Linked DNA regions of Homo sapiens: region 1 is linked to region 2. A link is an interaction called in ENCODE POLR2A ChIA-PET data of the cell type or tissue named here. Cell type or tissue: IMR-90. All regions are shown on one strand. Each heading gives the region's core, and the rest is flanking DNA. Links, peaks and the distances in the headings are about the cores only.

Region 1 (15,250 bases), core at 10,251-15,250, 55 kb before region 2:
TTGAGTTCACTTTATTTCAAACGTTATAGTTTTCCTCCCCCTTGATTCCAACTGGTTCTTTTTCATGACTCCCATTCTTGTTTTGGTGTTGCTATTTCCCCCTCATCCTTTTGAGAATATAGAAAGCACTTCCTAAGTCCTTTTCAGACTGCTCCATTTTCTGTTTACTCAGAAATTTATTCTTCCATTTCCTTTATTTGTTGTGGGTCACTCCTGGTGTCTCTGTTCCTTGTGTGCTTTGGGGTTCTTGGGTGGAGACCAGCTGCAGGTTTCTCTCATAAGCACCCTGGTCAATAAGCAGCCTTGACCTGCGAGTGGCTACTACCTAAATTCATTCTTAGAACCCTGCTCATCACCACAAGGTGAGGAGTCCAAGGCCTCATGCCCACCTGGAGCTATTTCCAGGTGGTCCTGGAAATCCTTCTACAAATGGCCCCGAGCCTGCTTCCAAAGGTTCCATGGGCCTCTTCACAGGATTCAGATTCCTGAGAGCATACTATATGCTGCTGTTTCTTCACCCTGAAGCCCAAGGTGGGGCCAAATGGCAGCTGTTCGTAGGGATGTGTGAACATTGAGAAGAAGAGCTGGGGTAATCACGGGCATGCATGACAGGCCCCTCAGATGTAGAGCAGAGCCAGGGTGGGGAGAGAAAAGGGCAGGCCACAGCAGGCTCTCACCTCGCTGCTGCATTACAGTATGGAATCCCAGGAGTCTAAGAATTCCAATTTAAACTTGTCCTTTTAACTTGTTATAAAGATGTTTGTGAAAAAAAAAAAAAAAAAAACCAACGTATTTTACTTAACAGATATTAGCTTGATTTATAATTTTAAAATATCTATACATATGGTAGGTGGGCCTCCCTTAGAGTCCTGGGTCCCACAAATGGTAGGAGTAGGCCTGTCTCATAGAGGCTTTTATTGACACTTTAACTTCAGTTCTGCTATGACAGTGTACCAGATTAGGTTGTTTTTTTTGTTTGTTTTTTGCCTAATGAAGCATTTCTGAGCCTCTGCCTGGCTCTTGTCCTTCTGCAGTTTAACGCCAAGTCCTTATCACACCAAGAGGTAAAGTCCAAGGCCACAGGCAGGAATGCCTGACTCTGCTCTGTCTATAATCTTTATTGGGCAGGCACCAGGCTTCAGTTGCACCAGTGTGCAGGAGAAGGGCGCTGGCCCCTCACCTTCAGGCAGGTGACTTGGACCTGGTTCCCTGCCATGCACAGCTCCTACTCACCACCAAAGGTTCCCAGCTACTTCTTTCTTAGGAAAAAGTCTCCATTTCTACATTACGAATATTTTCTTTCTTGCTTTTAAGTGTGTCTACATGTTTATTAATTTTTTCCTGTAATTTTTATGCATTCAGAGCAGAAAGGGAAGGTTTCAGCATATTTTTAATTTGCCATCTAGGCCTGAAAGTAGAGCCTCTGCTTTAAAGTACGGGTGTTGGGCCAGGTGCGGTAGCTCAAGCCTGTAATCCCAGCACTTTGGGAGGCTGAGGTGGGCAGATCACGAGGTCAGGGGATCGAGACCATCCTGGCTAACACGGTGAAACCCCACCTCTACTAAAAATACAATAAAAAAATTAGCCAGGTGTGGTGGCATGCACCTGTACTCCCAGCTACTCGGGAGACTGAGGCAGGAGAATCACTTGAACCCAGGAGGCGGAGGTTGCAGTGAGCCAAGATCGCACCACTGCACTCCAGCCTGGGCGACAGAGTAAGACTCCGTCTCAAAAAAAAGTATGGGTGTTGATAATGCTTAATCTGGATTCATAAAGTGGGCCAGGAAACAAGAATCAAAACTAGAGCCCAGATATGAACATCTTCTTTGTCTGGGACGCAGACTTGATCACAGCTATCTGTTACAATGCGGGGGAAAGTAATCTCATTTAAAAATCATTACCATGAACCAACTATCTCTATGTCCTTGGAGGAATTAGTTAACCTCTCTGGTTCTCAGTTTCCCAGCTATTAATACAACTAAGTGAGTTACATAAGCTAATTTCTAATAATTTCTAAAGGTAGTCTCACTTATTAATTTTATAGGTTCACATAATATAGGCCTAGGCCAGATTTTATTACATTCTAAGAGTTAATTTCTGAGCCTGAAAGATATTTAGCATTTCAGAGATAATGTCAAGTCATCCAAATCATCTAATAAAGTATATAAGGGAGGATTGGTAAATTAAGATATTTTGGCAAATTAAGATAATATGACATACATAGGAATGTGCATTCAGTATTTTACACTCAAAGCTTATGTTTAAAGAAGTATGATTGCTCAATGAAAAGGAAGTGGTTCACTAGGAGAGAGAAATGAGAGGACATAGGTGAGTAGTCAGCAAAGCAACTGCAATATTAAGCTGAAATTCAGCTTCACAGATAGAGTACGATAAAACTACTCACAATAAAAAGATAGTATCTTTATTTGACCAGAAGTATCAGAAAAATTATGAGTCTATGAAGTTGCTGTACTAAGACACTTTATATAGCAACACTGTAAACCACAATTGCCTGTACATGGGCCATTTGAACAGCATGCGTGGTTATCAGCATCGTCATCTGCCAATAGTCAGGAGATTTACCAACTCACCCCAAGTAAGCGTAGCCAGGGTCAAGAGCTCAGGGATTGAGTCCTGACATACTACATATTCTGCAGAGTATGGATCTGTTTGAACGTCAGCATCCCGATAATCAGTCTGAGTGCCCACAGTAGACTTTGAAGGGATGGATAGGTGCTTAGTAGAAGTAGGAGGAAAAGTGTATGGTTCTGCCCTAAAAGAGAAAAATCAGTTTAAAAATTGAAACCTGTTATGGTCACTTAAAATATTATATAATCAAGTAGAAACAAATCTTCGAAGCTTTGTCAAGTCCATTCCTCTTTTAAATGTTGACAGGTACAAAATCATGAATCCATTATAACCAGGATTATGCGCACAAATCTTGAGAGAATTGCCTTGTTATTCTCACCTCTGCCAGGAAACTAAGTGGGTCAAAGTACCATGGTTGACCCACAGAAGTGCCTATTTATATGTGTGTCACTGGGCAAGGTTGTAGAACAGAGCTATTCTAGAATGCTGTACAGCACTTCTGAACCTGTTCAGCATTACTACATTCTCTGGTTTCTTTCTTCTTTGTTTCAGTTCCATACCACTCTCTGTTTCCCTCCAGAAATATGGGAGCAGAGAAAAGAGAAGAGATGGTTTCTGCTGAAAGAAAGAGAGAGAAAAAGGAAGGAAGGGAGGAACCAAGGCAGGCAGGCAGGCAGACAGGCTCTATCTGGATAAATGATTCAATAATTAATGCTGGGATCACTTTGTTATTAACATGTGGGAAAGTTAGCTTGTCTCTTGCAGAAAAATTAATTCCAGATCTTTAAAAAAATTAATGTAAAAATGAGACTATAAAAGTACTAACAGGAAACATAAGTCAATATTTATATCATCTTTGAGTGAAGGTCTTTTTAAGCCGGGCTTAAAAGCCAGAAACCATAAAAGGAGATGATCAATAGAATTGAGGGTAAGTTTCAACTTCTATGCCTCAAAATATCACAAACAAATTTAAAAGGTGAATGGCAAACTTAGAAAAAGGTTTTGGAACATATATGATAAAAAGTTTAAATAGCCTTTCTATATAAAAAGCCCTTGTAAATCAATTAGGCAGTTAAATACCCCATGGAAAAATGAGTAAAGGAGAATTCACAAAACAAAAAGTAAAACTTCTAACAAACATATGAGAAGATAATGAAAATAACTAGTAATCAAAGAAAAGTAAAACAGCAAGATACTATTTTATGCTATTTTATCACATAAGCAAAGATTTAAAAGACTGAAAGTACCTAGCATTGATTATGTTGTGAAGAAACAGGCCTTCTCATAAACTGTTGATGGAAATACAAATAGGTACACCAAATTGACAAGTTAAAATACGCTTTGCTCCAGCGTTTCTTTCTTTTTTTTTTTTTTTTTTTTGAGACGGAGTCTCGCTCTGTCGCCCAGGTTAGAGTGCAGTAGCGCGATCTCGGCTCACTGCAAGCTCCGCCTCCTGGGTTCAGGCCATTCTCCTGCCTCAGCCTTCCGAGTAGCTGGGACTACAGGTGCCCGCCACCACGCCCGGCTAATTTTTTTTTTGTATTTTTAGTAGAGACGGGGTTTCGCCATGTTAGCCAGGATGGTCCCGATCTCCTGACCTCGTGATCCGCCCGTCTCTGCCTCCCAAAGTGCTGGGATTACAGGCGTGAGCCACCGCGCCCGGCTGCTCCAGCATTTCTACTCCTAGGAATTTATTCTAGGAAATAACTGGACAGGTATTCAAAGATATATATGCAAACATGTTCATAAAGTCTCATTTCTAAGAGTGAAAAATTAGAAACTTAAATGATCACATCAATACGAGAATTGTTTAAAAAAATATGAAACAGCCATAATGGAATTTATGCAGCTATTCAAAATAATAATGTAATCTATACCTGTGAGCATTCAAAAATATCCATGATTCATTGTAAAGAAGAAAAAAATGACACTATTAAATGGTATGTATAGTAGGATTCCATTTTTACATTTTAAAACTGTGTTTTTATGCATACAAAAATACCTAGATGTATATACAATAAATTAATAGTAATTATTTCTAGATGGTAAAATTATACAGATAATTTTTTTCATCTTTATACTTTTCTGAATCTTCTTTTTTAACATGTACATGCATTGCCTCTAGAATAAGAAAAAAACCAATATAGCCACTTTGACTTAAGGCATTTTTTTCAAGTTGGTGAAAGCATTGATTAAATTACATAAATAACTAAAGATGAAGGCAAAAACAAAGAGATATTTCCATTTTGAAAAACAGAGGCAATGGTAAGAGCTTATATACGAGCACAGCAAATACATACACCAAAGATGTTTAAAAAAAAAAAAAAGGGCGAGGTACAGTGGCTTATGCCTGTAATCCCAGCACTTTGGGAGGCCAAGGCAGGCGGATCATGAGGTCAGGAGTTCGAGACCAGCCTGGCCAACATGTGAAACTCCCTCTCTACTAAAGATACAAAAAATTAGCTGGGTGTGGTGGCACGTACCTGTAATCCCAGCTACTTGGGAGGCTGAGGAAGGAGAATCACTTGAACCCTGGAGGTGGAGGTTGCAGCGAGCCGAGATCACGCCACTGCACTCCAGCCTGAGTGATGGAGCAAGACTCCATCTCAAAAAATAAATAAATAAATAAATAAATAAATAAATAAATAAATAAATAAATAAAAATAAAATAAAAATTTTTTAAAAAAGCATTTCAAGCCAGTTAGAAAGAAATACCTGTTTGGAAGTTCAACCTGTGCTGGAGCAAGTACTTTAAATAGTTGTTTTTTTTTTTTGTCTTGTTTTGTTTTTTGAGATGGAGTCTCACTCTGCCACCCAGGCTTGAGGACAGTGGCGTGATCTCAGCTCACTGCAACATCCACCTCCCGGGTTCAAGTGATTGTCCTGACTCAGCCTCCCAAGTAGCTGGGATTACAGGTGCCCACCACCTCACCCAGCTAATTTTTGTATTTTTAGTAGAGTCAGAGTCTCATCATGTTGGCCAGGCTGGTCTCAGACTCCTGACCTCAAGTTATCCTCCTGCCTCGGCCTTCCAAAGTGCTGAGATTACAGGTCTGAGCCACCGCACACGGGCTTTAGTTTGTAATGCTGAACTGTAACTGCTATTGAAGTCACTTTCCAATAGTTGCTATAAATTTCTAACATGTAGATAATATATGGCTTCTTATGTTTTCAGTAGAAATTATTCTACTATAAAATTCTAGTTGAATAAATAACTTCAAATCAGCTTTGTCATCCGAAGTCACATGAAGTTTTATTATATTACTGCACCATTATCTTGAATCAAGAGAATAAATTATTTTTTCTCAAATTAAATAATTACACATTTGAACCATGTGATCAAATGTGCTTAGTTTATAATAAGGCCTAATGAACTCCTCTGATGAAGGTTTCTGGCTTCGTATCTTTCCAGGTGGGTCAGGGAATAGAATGTAAAAGAGGAAAGCTACTTTGAACTCTTTCAGTAACTTAATACATGGTTTCTTAACTAACTTCTTAATTTCTCCAACCTATTTTTTCCCCATTTCTGTTGGCTTTAGGGGAGAGTAAAATATGAGTAACAAAGAGCAATGATCCCTTTCCCACCTCCTCCCCAACCTCAAACAGGACCCAAACTCAGAAAGGTCCCACATCTGCTCCATGCTGGCCTGACCCCTGCTGTGTCCTGGCTCCTGCCCTCAGGCTCACCTGCTCTGGCTTTAGTACTCTTATGGCAGCCAGGGCTGCTCTATGTGTTCTATCCAGGCCCTTTCCTCCTCCACCACTGCCCAGGCACCAGGAGCATGCACTGTCTGCCATACCTACAGTCTTCTAGATTTTCTCTCCCAGCCCCAACAGAGCTGTACAGAGAGGGGCTTCACAAACCTAGCAAATCCTGTTCTACTATGAACTTCATTGAATGTTTTAAAAGTATTAACTTTTTATTCTCTTTGAAAAGGTGCTTATGTAGAATCCAAAGGAAAGACTCCAACAGCTAGCCATGAAAAGGGTGTGGCTGGAGAAGGCCAGCTGGTCCCAAGACAATTCCATCCCTGATAACACAAGGTGGCATTATACTCACTGCTCAGAAACTCAAACATACTGGAATTCCAGAATTGACCTCACTCAGGAATACTGATTCATTCTTTAAAAAGTTCTAAGACAGATAGAGAGTAGCTACAATGTCAAATGTCATGGTTTAACTCTTGGATGGAATCTTTATCCCTTGTGTCACGGTTATTTAGGGAGGAGTTGGGGAGGTCATGGTGTTCATCACTGCAGGCCTCTGAACTCCCTAGAATTAGTTAACAACTTTTAGACTGAGGCAGTTATGACCTCCAAAGCAGGTAATTCAGTGAGCCTGATTTTAAAGAATTACCAGAAGGCTCTTTAGGGATCTACATAGCTCATAGCTCCCCTTTTGCTCATACAAAACATTTCATAGAATATAAGTCTACAGCTATTTCTGGATAAACTGGTACCCCAAGAAGTTGCTCTGTCTAGGGAGAGCAGGGAATCTGTACTCCATCTCTATAAAGAGCCAAAGCCATCCACACAGTCTTAAAAAAATGTCAAGGGTGAAGTAGAGTCATAACTAGCATTTATCTTGAGGATTACAGACATTTAATAACACATGTCCTGTTCATATGATGATATATATTATTAGGAATAACTATATTCTTTAAATGCACCCTTGAAAACCTAGTCCTGAATAAATTTGTATTCAGAAATATGAGACCTTAAAAAAGGTTTCTATTCCTGATAATTTCATGAATACCTTAGACTTTTTTCTCTTACAGAAATATTAAATTATATTAACAGAGGAAAGAGTGTAGCAAAAATTAGATTTTTAAAGGAATACTCTACCAGTCTGCTGTCTTGTCCTGAAACTAGAGACAAGAAATACACATTTGTCTCAGATTCAGCCCTTGTCCCTTACCTCCCTCTTACCTTGGTTCACTCCGTTGTGGGGCAGAAACCATGTTTTATTTATCTTTGTATACCACATTATCTGTGTAGATTAGATGGTTATTAAGTTATAAAATTCTAGCATTCAAAAAATATTACATGACTGATTTGTTTATTTAATGAAATGTTGAAGAACTGTCATCAAATAAGTGTTTCAGAGAAGCAAAAGAAGATATTTAAAGCACTTTTCAACTTTTTTAAACTACAACTGCTACAATTTGAATATGTGTCTGTGTCTTCTCCAAAATTCATGTTTAAACTTAGTCCCCATTGTCGTGGTATTAAGAGGTAAGGCTTTTAGGGGAAGTGATTAAGTCACGAGGACTCCACCCTCATCAATGGATTAGTGCCTTATAAAAGGATTACAGAGAACTAGCATAGGTCCTTTTTGGCCTTCCACCTTCCTCCACGTGAGGACACAGCATTTGCTTCTTCTGCCATGTGAAGACACAGCAAGAAGGCCCTCACCGACACTGACTGCCCATTGGACTGCCTTGCTTCTTGGACTGCCCAGCCTTCAGAACTTCAAGAAATAAATTTATTTTATTTATATCACCCAATCTGTTAATTTGTTATAGCAGCACAAATGGACAACTAACAGTAAGAAATACATTTTATATCATAATCCATCATATACATATAAACATATGCATATATTTTTCTGAAACAAAAGTTATAAACAAAAACCAACTTACCCTCCATATACTTGATGCTTTGGTTATTTTCTATTCTGTTTCATGTTTTAAAATGCTGCTCATGACACACTAGAAGATTTCATACCCTTCTAATGTTTTGTGATCCACAATTTGAAAAATAGTGATTTAGTGAACTATCTTCTAAGAAAAAATATGGAAGCAAACAATAAATAAACTGAAAAAGAGTTTTCAAATAATGGTTACTTACTTGGATACGGCATAAACAACATTGAATGGCATCTGCTGAAAAAATGGGAGAAAAGGCCTGGGAGGAAAAAGAAAACATAAATGTGTGGGACTTTTGCAATGAATGCACTCTAAGCTCTCTTCCAGCTCTAATATTTGTCCCTTAAAAATCAGTGAGCTTAAATATCCCATATATCAGTGTTACTCAAACTTCTGGACATAAAAAATCACTGCAGGGTGGGGAGGTTCTTGTCTAAAATGCAGATTCCCAGGTCTGGCCCATGAGATTCAGTACATATAGGGTAGAGCCAATGAATGTGCATTCTTAATAAACACTCCAGTATTTTCTCTTCAGATGGGAAACAAGTCACACTTGAAGAAGCCACACTTTAAGCCCTGTACTTGGGCTTCAGCTGGCCATTAGTTCCCAACAACTTCTCAAGTTCCTGAGACATTCTGGAATTCACAGTGATTTAATATGAAGCCTCCCCCTAAAAGTTAAGAATTGTACAGTTAACTGTACAGAATTGTATAGTTAACAGTTAAGAATTTAACATTTCTCTGGAAAAGTCAGTATCACAAAATTTCCATAAGGAGGTTGCTCATAAATAATAATGTGGATTAGAAATTTACTTTCTCAAGGAAGCTTATACAGATGTGGTATCAAGACTATTTTTTCTAACTCCAGTAGGATATATAAGGAAATCCCCATCTAATTTTAATTTGATTTGAGTATATGGTTATTACATAAGCATAAATCACAAATGAAATAAAATGAACCTTTTGGCCTTGTTGGTTTAGGCAAGATTCATACAAAGAGAACAAATGTTATCCCTTTGAACACAAGTTTCCCCTTCACTATGACTTCATGGTATCTCCAACTGTGTGTCGTTCATTTGATGACTTCATTTCAAATATTTTCAAATACATATTCTTAGTTGCAATCAGTATCTCTAAAGTCAGGCAGGCTTAGTTGGAACCCCAGATCTACCCCTTGCTAGCTTATATGACCTTGAGCAATCTATTTATCATCTCTCGGTCTCAGCTTCATTACTGGTAAAACAGGGATCATATATATCTTAGCCTACATTCCTGTTTTAACGATTAGATCATATGCATGTAAAGCACTTAAAATAGAGTCTGGCACGTTGTATGCACTGAAAAATGATAACTATTATTATTATCATAAAGAGGTTCTCTAATAATATTAGGGCTCAAATATTCATTAGTAATTATGTTCTACCTTTCAAAGTATTTATAGCGATTCTTTCCAGTAACTTCAGGATCTTCATAAACTTCTTTAGGCATCTGAAAAGAAGCGTCAGTTCTAAAATGAAGCAAGAAAACATTATTCAAGTCTAAAATATTTCCACATATAATTTCTATTTAATATTTCTATGTGTATAGAGTAGGACCTACACAGAGTATCTCATACTGAGAGTAAAGTCTTCCATAACCTGCATTTGACTGCCATACAACTTAGAGTATATATGATTCTTCCCCTGAGCCAGGAGACCAGAACCTAGTCAGACAGAGCAAGAGCTGAGAAAAGAGTGGATTTATGAAATCCCACATACAAAAATGCCCAATTTTAATTAAAAGCACACAAGAATAGCAAAATATTAAAAGACAATTTTTTTTTTTTTTTTTTTTGAGACAGAGTCTCGCTCTGTCACCCAGGCTGGAGTGCAGTGGTGCAATCTCCACCTCCTGGGTTCATGCCATTCTCCTGCCTCAGCCTCCCAAGTAGCTGGGACTACAGGCACCTGCCACCACACCCGGCTAACTTTTTGTATTTTTAGTAGAGACGGGGTTTCACCGTGTTAGCCAGGATGGTCTCAATCTCCTGACCTCATGATCCGCCTGCCTCGGCCTCCCAAAGTGCTGGGATTACAGGCGTGAGCCACTGTGCCTGGCCAAAAGACACTTTTTCTATGTCCAGGTTAAAAGGCTTTATAATTTTTAATTTACTAAATGTGAACTTGTAAGTAATTAAAAGAATAAAGAATTCGACTTATTCTTGAAGGTGCTTTGGCCCCAAGTTCCCAAAAAATATTTTAGATACTAGCAGAACAGAGCACTTTCAGTTGCTAAGTTGGATCCAAGCAACAACAAACTCAATCATCCCTACCTTTGGTGGCAAGTTGTCATTATATATATGACAAAATTATATATATATATATATCTCATATATACAATATATAATCAGGTTTGTTTGGTCAAAAGAGGTTTAGAAAGAAAATTTGGCCTAGGTATAACACCACAACTGAACATTTTAAAACCACACATGGTAAATGAATTTAAAGAAATGCTTTTAATGCATTTATTTTAGGCCCTGGAGCCACCCGACACTTACGTGGTGAGCTGCCGGAGGGCTTCTCTGTGTTTCTCCTTATGTCCCTTCCATTCCCGACTGATAAATGGTGGGACAGGATCTGACTTGCTCCAATATAGAGAATATCTTGGATAATGGATCAGGTTACTGAACATGGTTTTAAACCTGGGAACTTTTCTCTAATGTTAGAGAAGGGAGGCAAAGGACAAAATTATACCATCAGCTTTTCTAAAGCATTTTAATTACATTGTAAACTCTTTTTAAAAACATACAAAACAATGTATACAGCATAAGAAGAGGGGTTATTGCTGTATGCGTAAAATATCTTTAAATACATGCCCAAGAAACTGATGACAATGGCTGTTTATGTGGAGGGGGTAGGGGATAGGGCTAGAATTTACTTCACACTGTATATGCTTTTATACTACTTGAATTCTTTTAACATGGGCATATATTATTAAATTTATCCCATTGAAATAAATTAGCTTATGGGTTCTCTGTTCATTATTGGTGACTTAATCCTCACAATGAGCCACACGTATTAAGATGCTTTGCCCTCCAGTAATCTTGGCAAGGTAATTTCTGTGGAACCTAAAATCCAGTGAAGATTTGGTGATTAGTCAATCTGATCAATGCAGTCAGGCAAACTAGATGGTTCAGGTTCATCAGGTAGCCTTGGCTGATGAATTAGACATACCAGTCTGCTGCGAATCAGGGTAGCTTGGATATTTGCCTGTGTATGGTCTTTCTCACTTGACACAATAAACAATGGATCTGCAAAATAAACAATCAAGTAGCATAACAGATAGAACATATCTACCCCTAGGCTGAGAATAATGGCAAAGTAATGTAATCTCTTAATTGGAAAACAAATTTAAAAGTTTAAATATTGTCTGACTCTGCAGCAGCTCATGCTCTGTTGTGCATGTGGCCCTGTTACTCTACCACTTCTACCAGCAACAGTTGTCAAGATGTTTTTCTTTTCTGAGTATTCCAAGTCAGCTTACGGAAGTGGAATTCATAAAGAAAGTCTAGCATGTTTTCAAGTACTACACCCTGAACACACTTTCTTCTCTCCTATGAACAAAACTCCTTTTGAGCCTGGGTAACCCAAAAAATTCTTCAAGGGAAAGACCTTGTATATACGCACTATGCCAATTTGCAAGTGAAAGAAGCAATACATTTATACCATCTCCCATATTTGGTGCACTAGAAAGATGCAAACCACATGATATCTCAGAATTGGTGAACACGGTTAAAAAAAAAATCAGCTATCTTCAGAATTCACCCCTTAAGTTTGTAAGTTTGCTGATGATGGAACTGTTATTTTTACAAAGTTCAACAAAATATTGCCCTGCTATTATAAGTATCTGTTTATCAGGTATATCTTTAAAGTGATGAAGAATATTCATGATTGACTATACTGTACCACCCTTTAAAATCAACTGATTTGCCATTAAATTAACAAGCAGCCTTTGGATACACTTGATTTCCCAAGTAGACTTGTCTCTGGGGAGGCAAATACCCTGACCAGCTAGTCTAGATAACATGGTAACACATATTTCTCCATAGAAATTAATAATTTGGGAATTGTGATTTAGAAACAAGTCTCTTTTGAATTTGGATAATGTGTGTCAATTCCTAAAACCTAATAATTCATTAGTAACCCAACAAATACGATTTACTGAATGCAGACATTGGATATTCCCACCAAGGCTGAAAAGCTGCAAGAGGCTCAGGCTCTTTTTGCTCCTTCATTCAACACATGTTTATTGACTGGCTACTCTATCTAGGTGCTTAGAATACATCAACAAAACGACAAAAATCTTTGACTTCATGAGAGAGAGACAACAAACAACAAACATAATAAACTAGCAAATTACACATTAGAATTTGAGGGTTGTTATTTTTAAAAAAGAAGAAATCGGGTAAGGAAGATTGGGTTGCAATTTTAACTAGGGTGGTCGGGGCAGGCCCTTGAGAAGGTGGCATGTAAGGAGACTTGAAGGTGAGGGAGTTAGCTAGTTAGATATCTGAAGAACATTCTAGGATGGGAGCATGCCTGATACATCTGAAGAACAGCAAAGTCCCTAGGATGGGAACATGCCTGATACGTCTGAAGAATAGCAAAGAAACCAGGACAAATGAGGCAGAATGAAGGAGGGGAAAGAGAGTAGATAAGAGGCCAGAGAAGTAACTAGGGAACTAATCACATAGGGCTTCATAAGGAAGGGTAAAAGAACCTGGAAAGGTGTTCATCTTTGCACCACCACAGTTCTGTCAAGGTGGAAACCTGGCCCAAGGCCAGTCAATTCATTGGCCAGCCAACAACCAATCTTAAATTTCTAACTTAAATTTTCAGCTACAATACACAAAGACGCTATACAATTGGTGGTGAGCTTTAGGGCTAATTAGTCAAGAAGCACGCCACCCTAGTCCCTATCATAGTAAGAGAAATCCATACACAAGAGGCTTTCTGTCAGATGGAAGGAAGCAAGCATAGAGATGTGTTGCTTAATGATGGGGATACGTTCTTAGAAACGGGTTATGAGGTGAGCTTATCGTTGTGTAAATATCAGAGGGTACTTAACATAAACCTAGCTGGTATAGCCTACTCCACACCTAGGCTATATAGTATAGCCTATTGCTCCTAGGCTACAAACCCATACAGCATGTTATTGTACTGAATACTGTAGACAGTTGTAACACAATGGTATTTGTATATCTAAACACAGAAAAAGTGATGCATTGGGCTACAATGTTATGACAGCTACAATGTCACGAAGTAATTGGAGTTTTTCAACTTCATTATAATCTTATGGGACCATCCTTATACATGTAGTCCACTGTTGACCGAAATATCATTACTTGGGGCTTGATTATACATAGAAAGAAGGCTAGAGTTGCCAGATAAAATACAGGATGCCCAGTTAAATTTAAATTCAGATACACAATGAATAATTTTTTAGTATAAATGTGTTCCAAAATATTGCACAGGACAAAAATTTATACTAAAATATTATTCATTATCTGAAATTCAAGCTTAACGGTGCCTCTTGTATTTTTATTTGCTAAATGTGGCAACCCTAACAAGGTGAAAGGTCATAAGGTCAAAGAAAGAAAGCAGGAGAGCACAGCATCTTAGTTCTGATTTTCCCCATCCAGGTTCTCATCCGCCCTGGCTATACTTCGCTTCCTGTCCATGACTAGCGGCGAGATTGTTTTATAACAATCCAAACTTTTATTTGATCTACTCTGAGTGAATTTCTGTTCTTAGCAAGGGACATGGAAACATTTAGCAATTCCTCTGCAAAAGAGACACTTCGGCATCAAAGAAACAACCAGCTTAATAAATACTTTGGGGAGATGTTTGTCCTCCTTCTCAAATTACCCGTGAAAAAAAAACATGGTGATGTGTTTACAGGAGCTAACTTGATTTATTTCACAAAACCAAGAGTAAATACAGAAAAACACTGGCCAGAATATGTCAGCAATCATTACACAGCCTCTATCTAGGAATGTGTACCCTAGATTCCCACACAAAGGAGACTGGGATTCCCAGAGGCAACACCACATTGCTGAAAGCAATGCAAGGTTCAGGTGAAAAACCTGGGATTGCAGAGGGCAAAATTGGAAAAAATCATGCTTATAGCTGGTTACAGTTCTTGCCACGGCAAATTCAATAAACATTTATTTATTGAAGCGCCTAGTATATGTATCAGCACTAGAATAGGTGCTCAGAAGGCTACAAAAATGTGTAGAACAGGAACTTAAGGAACTCAAGGAGCGTGGAGAGAGAGAAAACATAAAATGGACAACCAAGCCGTTAAAATAAACTGGGGTTTTATTGGCCCAAGAGGAGCCAGCGGACCCAGTCTATAAGCAATGCTTTGACGCAGAAGTTAAAAAAAACAAACAACAACAACAACAAAAAACCTAAAAACAAGCATGGGATAAACTGGCACTTCTTTTCGCCCAACTTGGATTTGCCCAGAGAGTTGGAGAGAAAAGATCATTTTTGTAGGGCATTTTATGCAGGAACGTTGAGTGAATCTCCGAGTGTACAAATCGTTGCACACTTTCTGGGTACCAAAACGCCCGGAACAGGTTTCAGGAAAATCGCCCCCCGAAGCGGAGCGCACCCGCGCCTTTCGATGTACCCGAACCCCCGACCCCAACCTGAGTGCGGCCACCTGGAGGGCTCGGAGCTGCCCCCACCCGACCAAGGACAACCGTGGGCAAGAGGTCAGTCCAGAGGGTCGTGTTTCGTTCGCCATGCCCCTGGCCAGGTCCCACCATCTGGGAGCCCACCTGGCCTAGGAGGCGACGGACGCGGAGGAAGGTCTGCGGCGGTCCTTACCGTACAGAAAATCATACGCTCGATTGGAGGAGATGTGGCTCCCAGCCCGCGACCTCTCCCGGTACCGAGTTTGAGACACCTGCGGCTGGGCCTGGGGCTCCTCGATGGTTACTGCGTGGCTCATGGTGCCGCCTCTTT
Region 2 (11,882 bases), core at 122-5,121:
GCTTCTGCCCCCACCCTGACACTTGGCTCTGTGATGATGGAGCCTGAGAGGCAGTCCTGATCCCACTGCCAGGGTCACCAGCCACAGATCCACTTCCATCATGTTCCTACCCTGACCTCCGTCCACACACCCTCCCTAACTAGTCCAGAAACCTTCTTCAGGAACTCTCTCAGGCACATGAGAACCTCCAGGAGGGCTCAGTCAGGACCTGAGCCAGCTGGACCAGGCCTCTTTCTGACACTGACACGGAGGAACAGGTGGTGGGTAAGCCGGGTGTCCTCCCCTAAGTTACGCTCAAGAGGAAGGGCTGTAACCTCACATGGCCTCTCAGCCTGGAATGTAGGTATGGTCATGTTCCTCCCATTTATATTTTTAGCGTGTACCTCCTTTGGGAGTAATGAGAGCCACACATTTGCTATTGGCTGTGTAAAGTCCCATTTCCTCTTTGCAAATGTCAAGTGTTATCTTAAGTTAGAGTTCATCCTGTCCTTGCCTTTTGCAATTACATAGTCTTTGTTGACTGAGAGCAATCCACAGTGACAGCCTAAATTATAATTCACATTGTACCTAATATAAATCAATCAGCATTCCAGCACACCTCTCGACAATTCAATTAAGTCAGAATTCATTGTGTGTTCGGCACTGTGACACTCATTAGTCACCAAGAACACAGCACAGGAGGGATCACACAGAAATCATCACTGTTTTTCTAATTTGCATCCTATCTTACTGGACCTAAGTCCTATTTACATAGGTTATCTCATTTAATTCATTCAACCAACATCTGAGATGAGTATTAAAAAAAAAGCTAAATACTTGTCAAAACGTTACAACAGATATGTCTATATATATGGGAGAACCAATCAAGAAGCAGATTTCAGGAGGACCTTTGGGGAAGGATTTTATACAGGACATGAGAAAGCAACATTAGAGGCTGGGCGCGGTGGCTCACACCTATAACCCCAGCACTTTGGGAGGCCGAGGCAGTTGGATTATGAGGTCAGGAGTTTGAGACCAGCCTGGCCAACATGGTGAAACCCCATCTCTATTAGAAAATACAAAAATTAGCCAGGGTGGTGGCAGGTGCCTATAATCCCAGCTACTCGGGAGGCTGAGGAAGGATAATTGCTTGAACCCGGGAGGTGGACATTGCAGTGAGCTGAGATCACACCGCTGTACTCCAGCCTGGGTGACAGAGCAAGACTTCGTCTCAGGGGGGCGGTGGGGTGGGGGAAGAAAGTGACATTAGGTTGTTTTGCAATATACAAGATTGGCTGTCTTCCCTTGATTCATTTATTCACTTCAATAATATTTATTGAAAACTTAGTATATACCAGGCACTGTTAAAAGGATTTGAAATATATCAGTGAACAGAACAGATGAAGGTCCCTCCCCTCATGCAATTTACATTCTAATGGGGGAGACAAAAAGCCATAGGCATAATGAATAAGTAAATTATATAATTTGTTAGAGGATAATCACTGCTAGTTTAAAAAAAAAAACCTAGAGTAGTGCAAGGGAGAAATGGTGGCAATTTTAAATAGGGTGGTCATGGAAATCCTTGTTAAGCAGATAACATTTGAGCAAAAACCTGAGAGAGATGACAGGTGAGGTCTGTGAATATCTGGGAAAAGCATATCAGACAGAGGAAAGAGCCAGTGCAAAGGCCCTGAGGTGGGGCCAGTGTGTTTGATGCACAGAAAGGAGGACAGTGGACCTGGAATGGAGAGAGGAAGGGGAGGGAATAGCAGGAGAGAAAGTTGGAGAGGTGACGAGGTAGCAAGATCATGTAGGGCCATAGCATATATTGTCTAGATACAGCCAAAAGGATTTTCTAAAGGGTTGGATATAGTATGTGAGAGAAAGAGAAGATCAAGGAAGACTCTAAGGCTTTTGGCCTGAGCAACTGGACAGGTGGTGCTGCTGTCAACTGAGACAAAGAAAGCTGCAGGTAGAGCTGCTTTCGGGGGACTAGGAAGTTCAGTGTTTGATGTTAGGTTTGCATCATCTGTGGACATTTGAATGGAGATGCTGCATAGGCAACTGGATATTTAAGTCTGAAATTCAGGAATGAGATCTGGGCCTGAGACATAAATTTGGGAGTTGGTTGTATGCAGATGATATTTAAAGCCATTGGATAGGATGAGCTCACCAAGTGAGTGAGTGTGGATGGAAGAGGGAATGGTTCAAGAGCGGAGCCCTGGGATACTTTAGTGGTGAGGAGTTGGAGAGGAAAGGAGGAAGCAGCAAAGGAGCTTGAAAAGGAACAATCATGAGATTGGGCAAGGAGTGTATGGCATCCTGGGAACCAAGTGAAGAAGATATATCAAAGAGGAAGGGGAAATTGATGGATGCCATGAAAACTGACCATCAGACTCAGCAGCTTAGAGGTCATTGGTGACCTTAACAGGAACAGTCTTTGTGGACTGCTAGGGACAAAGTCTTATTGGTTTAAGAGAGTGAGAAGAGAGGAATTGGAGACAGTTAAGTATAAACAGGTTTTTTTTTCTTCATGAGTTTTGCTAAAAAGGGAAGCAAATTAGTGGAGTGATAGCTAGCCAGGGAAGTGAATTCGAGAAAAAGAATTTTTATTTGTAAAATTTTGTTTTATTTTAAGATGGAAGAAGTACAGCATATTTCTAAGAAGGTTCACAGTCTTTGTGTTTGGCTTTAAGACATTATTTACATTCGGCGTAGTTCTTGCTCAAACACATGTGCTTCATATTTGGTACTCTGATTTCTTGTTTGGGAATTGTTCATAAGTACATCTAAGGTACAGGCCATGGCAGATGTGACAACTACTTGCTGAACTATTAGTAATGGACAGATTGTATTATTTTCAGAATTCTTTCTCATGAGGCAAGAGAGATTAAGTAATTTATCTGACATCATACAACTGATAGAGGTAAAGCTGAAACATGAAACCACTTCTGGCCTCGATAACGTAGTTTAGGTCCTGATTGCAGTGCTAGCAATTAGTGGAGAAAAGTTGAGAGGAGGAAATGAATAAAGGACGTGGGGGAGGGGTATAGCAGAAAGGAAAGAAGAGAAGAGGAGGGTAATGGGAGATCCAGTAGGCAATACAGGAATGAAAAGGATTATATATAATCTCTAATAAAGAATGTTTGGAAAGCTACCCTACTTTAAATTTGACAATTCATATAAAGTGCTTAACACAACGCCTGGCACCTCTTGACAAATATTAGCTGCTAACATCATTATCATCATCATTTCCACTGTCTCCATCCACAAAAATATATCATGAACTCTGCCAGCCCAAAGTATTAGGGTCAATTAGATTATTAAAAATTGTGTGATTCTGCACCCTTTTCCTGCACTGTCCTAAGCATGTTTCCATTTTAACCCCAGCTTTACCACTTATCATTATTTTAACAAGGATTTATCAAACACCTGCTGCATGCTAGGCACACGTTATTGCTTATTTCCCATGCAAGCGTAATTTAGCTTTGCATCATGGGCACATAGTGAGTACTCAGAAATTCCTAGATGAATAAACAAATGGAGAATGGGGTGCCCTTTGATTTTCTACCCTTTAGAGTTTGTCTTCCGCTATGCCCTTTTTCTGATTTCAGTCATCAGATCCTTTTGGTTACTTGAAATGGCCAAGTTACGAGCAATTTCGTAACTTGCTCGTATCCCAACCTGAATCCCAGGCTTGGGATCCTGATGTAGCTTGGCATACCTCATCAGAAGCTTTTTCTCAAACTCAACTTTCCAACTCTTTTTATGTCCCTACCCCAATATCTTACCCTTCCTCATTCTTAAAATGAATAGTTGTCAGCATTTCAACCACTCTTCAGAGCACAAGAAGGCCCCTTCTTTCTCTATCTTAAAATCATAAGACTCAGAACTTTCTGCAGTCATTAGTGGCATTAGCCACGGAACCACAGAATTACAGTTGAGGAAAGTGGATGTGGAAACTGAGGCTTCAGGAGGTGATGGGTGAGTGAGTGAATGGCTGATCCCAGGGCTCCTGACACAGGACCCCCCCATATCAGTGCACACAAGTGAAAGTCATCCACTAGACCTCCTCCAGGCAAGGCCATAGAGGGGTACTCCCACACAGCTTCTTCAGTAAAAGTACAGCTGTTTGCCAAGTGACTGAATGATCTCTGTGCTCAGCATGGACAAATTTTCTAGTTTAAACTTTTATTGTCTGCTTCTGACCCCTCTCAGGTCACTCTGACTGCTGAGACCTCATGTAGCTACATTTCCTGGCCCCGGAAAAGTCTCCATCTTCTTCTGACCAAAGAGCGATACATCTCCTGCCTCTTCTCGGCTCTGCTGGGATATGACATCTCAGAGAAGCTCTACACTCTCAATGACAAGCTCTTTGCTAAGTTTGGGCTGCGCTTTGACATCCGCCTTCCCAGCCTCTACCATGTCCTGGGTCCCACTGCTGCAGATGCTGGACCAGAGTCCGAGAAGGGTGATGAGGAAGTCTGTGAGCCAGCTGTGTCCCCTCCTCAGGCCACACCCACCTCTCTCCAGCAAACACCCCCTTGTTCTACCCCTCCAGCTACCACCAACTTTCCTGCACCTCCTACCCGGGCCAGGTTGTCCAGGCCAGACAGTGGCATACTGGGTGAGGACTCCACCAGTCTGGTGCTGGAGGATTTTGAGGAGGTGTCAGGATCAGAATCGTTTATGGATTATAGGAGTGATGGGGAGTACATGAGGTGAAGGGAGAACTAACATGGGCACAGCCACCGGCTCAGGATCCTATGTAAGTACTCAGAAGGCAGCCGCTGCACATTCCTGTCAATGGCTGGCCTTAACTCAGCTTGTTAGGGCAAAAAAAATCATTCGTGGAACATTTCCTCTTAGAGGACTCACAGAAAGTGGCATTAACCCAACTTTGAAGATAGCAACTCACTCCGGGTGCATGCAAGGCATGAAGGGATTTTAAAAACTCATTCGTTATTAACTTGATTGCATTTTAGAAAGTGGGCTGGTTGATACGTTGAGCAGGAAGGTAGATTGCTGTTTTTTTGCAAGTTTATTCTAATAGCTGAGGCCACAGCTGGGGCTTAAGGGGCTTTTATTTGTGGCATGCATTTTAAAAGAAAAAGAATGTGGCAGGGTTCTAATTCTGATTGCTTGTCTTTCCTGATACAGAGCCCGTCCTGGAAAGCAGTTGTTATTTAGCCTAGACTGGGCAGGCATCTCTGTTAAAACTGCATATTTTAAAGAGGATTGTGATTATGAGCTAATAGCTCGGGGAGGAAAATGTCCTCATCTTGCTTTCCTCTCACCCAGTGGAGAATGTGTTTGTTGATCACACAGACAGAGGACTAGATACTGCTATGATTAAATGTTACTATGATCAGATAGGTATATGGCAGCCTGGCTTTCCCCAGTCACCCACACCTGTGGGAGGTAGGATGTGCATAAATCCTGGAGGGCCTAACAGTGCGTGCAGGATTTCCCTCACAGAATTTCCCTCCCAGAGAGTCTACAAGAAAGGCTGTGCCCAGTGGTTCTGGGAAATTGCTCTCATGTTTCCCTGGCTGCCCTCATAATACTGTGATGTTTTTCTCTGTAACTCCACCCAACCATGATGTAGGCCTGAATTTCCTGAGGAAAATCCCATTGTTCCCAATTTGGAAGGCGCCTCCCATGGTTCTTCAGAAAGCACCAATAAATTACCTGAGAAACTAGCCCAGTGAGGAAGGCCTCCAGAGTACATGAAATGAATGAGTGAATGTTTGTCTATTTTGAAAAACAGGTTATATAAATGATGAAAGAGGCCATAGAGATGACTGATGAAAGGTTAGAGATTTAGTTTTGTAGATATGGAATTTACAATCTCCTGTGTTACCAGCATCCTTAGAACCATAGTTCAGCTCATTCTGAGGTAATTCCAAGGATCAATCTAACACCCCAGATCACTTTGTTGAGTTCCCCGAAGTGTGCATTGACAACTCTGATCACTCCTTTCCCTCTGTGCAGCTGTTCGCCTTCCTACTCGTTCATCCTGCATCCACGCATGCTCCTTATGTCCTATGGATCCCTCTTGGTCCAACTTGCCCATCCACCTATACACTCTCTCTTCGACTCACAGCAGCTCTCTGTTTTCTCATGTTGTTCTTCCTGGTTTTCTTCTCTTTTCTTGGTTCTATTTTTCTCTTCTTTCTTCTCCAATTTCTTCTCAGTCCTTGATTGCCTCAGTTTGATGTTCTGTTCTTTTTTCCTTTTCTTTCTTGAGACAGGGTCTCACTCTGTCACTCAGGATGGAGTGCAGTGGCATGATGTCGGCTCACTGCAATCTCTACCTCCAAAAGCTCAAGCGATCCTCCCATCCCAGCCTCCCAAGTAACAGGGATTACAGGCACATGTCGCTGTGCCTGGATAATGTTTAATTTTTAAATTTTTTTGTAGAGACAAACTCTCCCCATGTTGCCCAGGTTGTTCTCGAACTCCTGGGCTCAAATAATCCTCCTGCCTTGGTCTCCCGAAGTGTTAGGATTACAGGCATGAGCCACCATGCCTGGCCAGTTTGCTGCTCTTAAGTGTCCATTTTCTATGTCTTCTCAGTTCATTTCTCCCTCTTCACTTGTCTCTTGTTTTCTTCCATTTTATTGTTCATATATTTATCTCTCCTATTACCTCCTTTTTTCTTTTTCCCACCTTTTTTGCCTTGCTGTATCTATTCTTCCTCCTAAACACCCTGTACCCCCATCTTATTAGTTTTTAATCCTAACTCTTCCAAAGATCAGTACTTTTCCCTCTGCCTATAAAGAAAACCATTCAAGTGAAGGTGTAAAATCCCCAGCTTTAGGAATGTTTTCCAAACATCAGGAGGCAGGCAGCATGGTAAATGAGAAAGAGGCCAGGACTGGGAGTCCAAAGTCCTGGCTTCTATGTCTGGCTTTGCTACTAATCAAATATGTGACTTTTTGCAAACCATACCTCACTAAACCTTACTTTCTTCATTTGAGCGTGTTGGACCAGCTGTCCCCAGGAACCCCCTTGGATTGATCTGAGAAGGCAAGGATAAGTTTTTCAAAGGAAGAAAAGAGGAGTAGTCAGTCCGCAGTACAGTAGACACAAGCCCCAGGACATCTGAGTGTCTTTCAGCAAGAACTCTCTGTGATATTTCACTACAATTTCTCTGGCACCTTGGGACTCTCCTCAGCCCTTGTGGTGGTGGGTCTTGTTTAACTAGCAGTTCCCTCCATTCTATGCCTGTGAAGAATCTATCACCTACCATGTGATTACAGTGCAGATTTTTTTTTCCTTTTCCTTTTCTTTTTCTTTCTTTTTTTTTTTTTTTTTGTTTGAGACGGAGTCTCGCTTTGTCACCCAGGCTGCAGCGCAGTGGCGCGATCTCGGCTCACTGCAAGCTCCGCCTCCCGGGTTCACCGCCATTCTCCTGCCTCAGCCTCCCGAGTAGCTGGGACTATAGGCGCCCGCCACCGTGCCTGGCTAATTTTTTCTATTTTTAGTAGAGACAGGGTTTCACCGTGTTAGCCAGGATGGTCTCCATCTCCTGACGTGGTGATCCGCCCGCCTCGGGCTCCCAAAGTGCTGGGATTACGGGCGTGAGCCACTGCGCCCGGCCTACAGTGCGGATATTTTATGAGAGAGGAGATCACAACTCAGTCCCCAAGCCCTCAACCCTTAATACATACTATCGTATGAAATGCCTCTTTCCAAATTCAGCCTTTTCTAAAACTCAAGATGAGAAAACTGCTGATGAGGCTCACTTTCTAAAATACCGGAATTTGCAATATAGGGAGAATAGTTTTTCATGTTTCTTTGTTTAAGCAATAGAGAGAAAGGAAACTTATGTCGTTTACTTTTCAGGCCATAGAGGTTTTCAGAACAACTTGAAAACATGATCAAATTAGCCAAACTTCTGATAGTTTTCAATGTAGTCTGTGATCATGGGATAATTTAGCCTCAGTTCTTTTTCTGAAATTGTGTTTTGAATGTTTGATTTGACTTATTTACCATCAAACTTGCTATAAGGTTATTACTCTAATGAATAAGCATATTCCCTTAATTGGGAGCAATTTACTATTATTTCTTTCATAAAGTAGGGCACCATTCACCATCTATTTCCTGGCTCTTTAGTTATCAAAATGTTAAGCTCATTGCTATTCATCCCGGCACAGCACTTATATGAGAGGCATGAAGCTGGCTGAATTCTGCATCATTAGGAATGACACAGCCTCATCACATTGACACCAGTGCTTGTCTCTCACACCAATCCAAATTAAGACCAACTGAAAATAGTCAGAGTTTCCTCTGGAGCTCCTTTTTGAAGAGACATATGTTTTTTAGTCTGGTGGTACCCAAAATTGAACAAAAAATGGGTGCTGCTTCTCTTAATAGGCAAAACTATGCTGCAGGATAATGTATTCATGCAGGGTCTTCCAGCCAGACCCCAAATCATCCCTCCCTTCACTAGAATTTTTCTGTTTAATTCGATGGCCACTCTCCACAGGGATCCATTCTGTGTCTTATTACAGGAGATGCTCAATGAATGAGGGACTTATCTTCTAGAAATGCAGCTCCGAGGTAGTCTGTTGAGTGAAATAATGAATCCATTATCACAAAATAAATTGAAAGCTGTCTGACATTTGGACAATTTTTATTTTGTTTCACATTGTTCTGAAAACTATACTGTTTCTTTTCTCCCTATTATTTAAATAAGCAAATGATGAACAGATTACAAAATTGAGGACACTCGAGGTAAGGGAAGGAGCCCCTCGACAGGAGGATCAGGACATAGTACCAAGGGCAAGAGAAACGATTCAATAAACACTATTTACTATATATTTTAGGCATGGTTCTAGGTAATCACATGATAAGTAGTTGAAAGAACTGAAAATGTTTTATCTGCAAGAAAAGGGCAAGTGTAATATCTTCAAATTTTAGAAAGAATGTAAATTAGAATTTGACTTAATTTGGTGTAGTTCTTGTGGGCAGAAATTGAATTGAATAGGCTGAAAGTTATAAGAAGGATTTTAGCTCAGTATTGATACTGGATTGCTCATGGGTGGTGAGAGTTACTCATCACTGGAAGAGTTCAAGCAGGGGCCATAAGAAATCTCAGGGATTTTATAAGGTGATTCATGCTCTGGGAAAAGGATGCCTTGGATTATTGTGTCAGGGTAACTTCTAACTCTAGGATTCTGTGTTTCTAAGATCTGGACTCTAGTCTTGCCACTCACCTGCCATCAAGAACATGTTCCTCATCTGCAGGACAGGACCAAGATGGCTCTGTCTACCTTACCGGGTTGCTGTGAGGCGTGATTGTGATAAAATACATAAAGGCAGTTTTTAAGCTCTGAAGCACTAGTTAAATGTGTAGCGTATTTTAAGATTCTGTTGTATGTACAATTGTTTAGCAGTCTCTCTCTCTTTCTTTCTCTTTCTTTTATCAGAGATAGATGATTTTCCCTCTTATTTCCACCAGTTTGGCTTTTCAGGGAAGGTGGCAGCTGGCAGAATCCCCTGACAACAAAAGGTACAGCAAAAAGTGGAGGCCTAAAGAAAACATGTGCTAGCTCTTTAGCCCCTGAATAGCTAAGTCACATGTCAGCCTGCTCTCCTTCATCTGTTTGGGAGGAGGCAGATTAGAGTCACACTGTCATCATGCTCTTCCCCTCAGAAGCAGCTGTAAGGTTTTTGGTAGCTGTCAGTGCTAGCAAACAGTGCTTTTCTCACAGAACTACTGGAAAGAGTCCTGGCTCGGAAAACTTGCTCTTGAAAGTGGCACGGCCAGAGCAGGGGTCTCTAGAGGGTCGTGCCACCTCTACCTGCCACAGGTTCCATTGTCGGTCAGGTAAGTTAGAGGCAGCAGTTCCCCACCTGCCCTCTGGATAACAGCAGCCTGGGGCTGCTCCTGAGTCATGTTTCCACTTCTGTCTTACAGGCCTCATTTTCCTACCCATCTTTCTGTAAAAATGAAAGTCAGGAGTCTTATGAAACTTACCATTATTCAATACAGGCTTTTGGTTTTTTTCTTTAAATTAGATAGGGTTAGGTAAGAAGTAGAGTTCTATAGAACGTTCATAGGAAGCAACAAAAGTTGATCTCTTGGTCTCTACAATAGGAGAGGATTGGGCTAGATACCTTCAAAGCTGACTTGCCCTAATATTCTAGTATGAAATGATTCGAAGGTACACCTGCCCCTATCATGTCAGGCAGTGAGTACAGTTAAAACATTGGGAATTGGTAAAGGAAAGAAAAAAACTGAAAAGAACCCTTTGAAGTTAGACAAACTGTCCAGAGACATAGTGCTAAAATCCTCCCTCTTTTTCTTTCCACAGCTTCTAGAATTCCTCTCCAGAGCTACTCTCAAGTTATATCCAGGGGACAGGCCCCTTTGGCTCCAACCCACACGCCTGAACTTTAAGGATCATTGGACTATCTTCTCTGTGGCCAGCGCAGCTCTCTTCTGTGTTCACAGAATGGCCACTGATAGGCATGCCTCTTTTCCCACCCACTGGAAGGCTCACAGGCAAGGTGAGAGAGGACACAGAAGGTGCCAACACTGTCGCTACAGTAAGGACCTGAAGTGACTTTGAGAAATTCACCCTCACAAACCTTCCTTCAGGAGCAGGCATTGGTAGTGCAGAGGCACAGATTCCGTCCTTTACCAGCTGCAGAATCTTGGGCAAGTTACATAGCCTCTGTGAGCCTCATCGGTAAACAGTGGGGGTTATGAAACCCACCTCACAGGGTTGTTGTGAGGATCCAATGAGTTGATTTAGGTAAGCACCTAGCACATGCCGTGGCACCAAGTAAGCACTCAATAAATCACTCAACTCCTTTCCCTATGTTGTTTCTTTGCATTGTCTGAAAGGATCAATGGAGTCAAAGATCCAGCTTTTCACTGGTGGTTATTTTTTATTTTTCAATTAAGATTCAAATTTATGGAAGTGGAAATTTAAAAACCTCGTTTTCCCTTAGGCTGTGACATTCAACTTACAAATCTCTTTTTCTGTTGATGAACCTAGTATTAAACAATAGTTTTTAGAGGGACTTTTACAAACTTAGTTAATTAGATTTTCTTAAACATCTTAAAGTAGATTTATAAATGTAATATATTCTATTTTCCTTTTTCTTTAAATACTTCAACATATATTTCAGTTATCTATTGCTGTGTAATATCAATCCCTAAAATAGTGACTTAAAATTGTCCTAATAATATGTGGTGCTCATGAGTGCGGGACCTGACTGGGCTCAGCTAGGCGGTTCTCACTCAGGGTTTCTCATGTTGTTTCAGTCAGATAGTGGCTCAGTCTAGAATCATCTGTAAGGCTTCTTTACTCACCTGTCTGGGAAGACTCAAACAGATGAGGGCTGAAACAGCTGGGAATCCTTGGGCATCTCTCCCTCTCAATAGTTTTTTCATTTTTGTTGTTGTGTGCTCTTTGTATGACTATACCACAATTTATTTATCCAATCTACAATTGATGGGCATTTGGATAGTTTCCACCTTGGGGCAATTACAAATAGTGCTGCTATAAACACTCTTGTACCTGTCTTTTGGTATACATATGTATACTTTTCTTGGATATATACCTAGGAATGGAATTACTCAGGCATTGGGTATGTAAATACGACCAATTTTTCTAAGTGATTGTACCAATTTACATCTCCACAAGCACTGTATGAGAGTTCCAGATGCTTCTCATCCTCAGCAATAGTTGGCATTATCTTTTTTTTTTTAATTTTAGTTATTTGGGCATGTTTAGCAGCATTTTTATTTTCCTGATGGGTTGAGTAGCTTTTCTTTCTTTTCTTCTTCTTCAATTTTTTTTTTTTTTTGGCCATATGGATATCTTCTATTGTGAAGTATCTATTCTTGTTTCTTTTTTTTTGTCCATTGCTCTTTCTTTTTT

Evidence for each region. ChIA-PET counts read pairs that join two places held together with the same protein. Peaks named below come from ENCODE experiments on the same cell type or tissue, not always from the same donor. Only the 100,000 strongest peaks of a DNase experiment are listed, where the experiment ranks them.
Region 1: POLR2A ChIA-PET joins it to region 2 with 10 read pairs; 6 of 35 experiments call an interaction of 5 or more read pairs at or near these places.

Annotation. Positions count from the first base shown.
Region 1 is chr3:119,703,085-119,718,334 of GRCh38, reverse strand. It overlaps CFAP91 (cilia and flagella associated protein 91), which reads right to left. Exons shown (of 18, transcript NM_033364.4): 1 at 15,113-15,250; 2 at 11,450-11,526; 3 at 10,774-10,931; 4 at 9,661-9,744; 5 at 8,440-8,496; 6 at 2,592-2,773. The coding sequence starts at 15,236. Among named protein-coding and RNA genes, the nearest start is that of CFAP91, 7.7 kb to the right of the region's middle. RefSeq lists enhancers at 14,995-15,054, 15,105-15,154, 15,148-15,250. In IMR-90, for the core only: no CTCF peak of the experiment used is centred there; no DNase peak of the experiment used is centred there; H3K4me3 peaks cover 222 bases; H3K27me3 peaks cover 1,752 bases.
Region 2 is chr3:119,640,984-119,652,865 of GRCh38, reverse strand. POPDC2 (popeye domain cAMP effector 2) reads left to right here. Exons shown (of 4, transcript NM_001369919.2): 3 at 4,198-4,747; 4 at 10,305-10,810. The coding sequence ends at 4,704. Among named protein-coding and RNA genes, the nearest start is that of POPDC2, 14 kb to the left of the region's middle. In IMR-90, for the core only: no CTCF peak of the experiment used is centred there; a DNase peak (open chromatin) is centred at 2,845.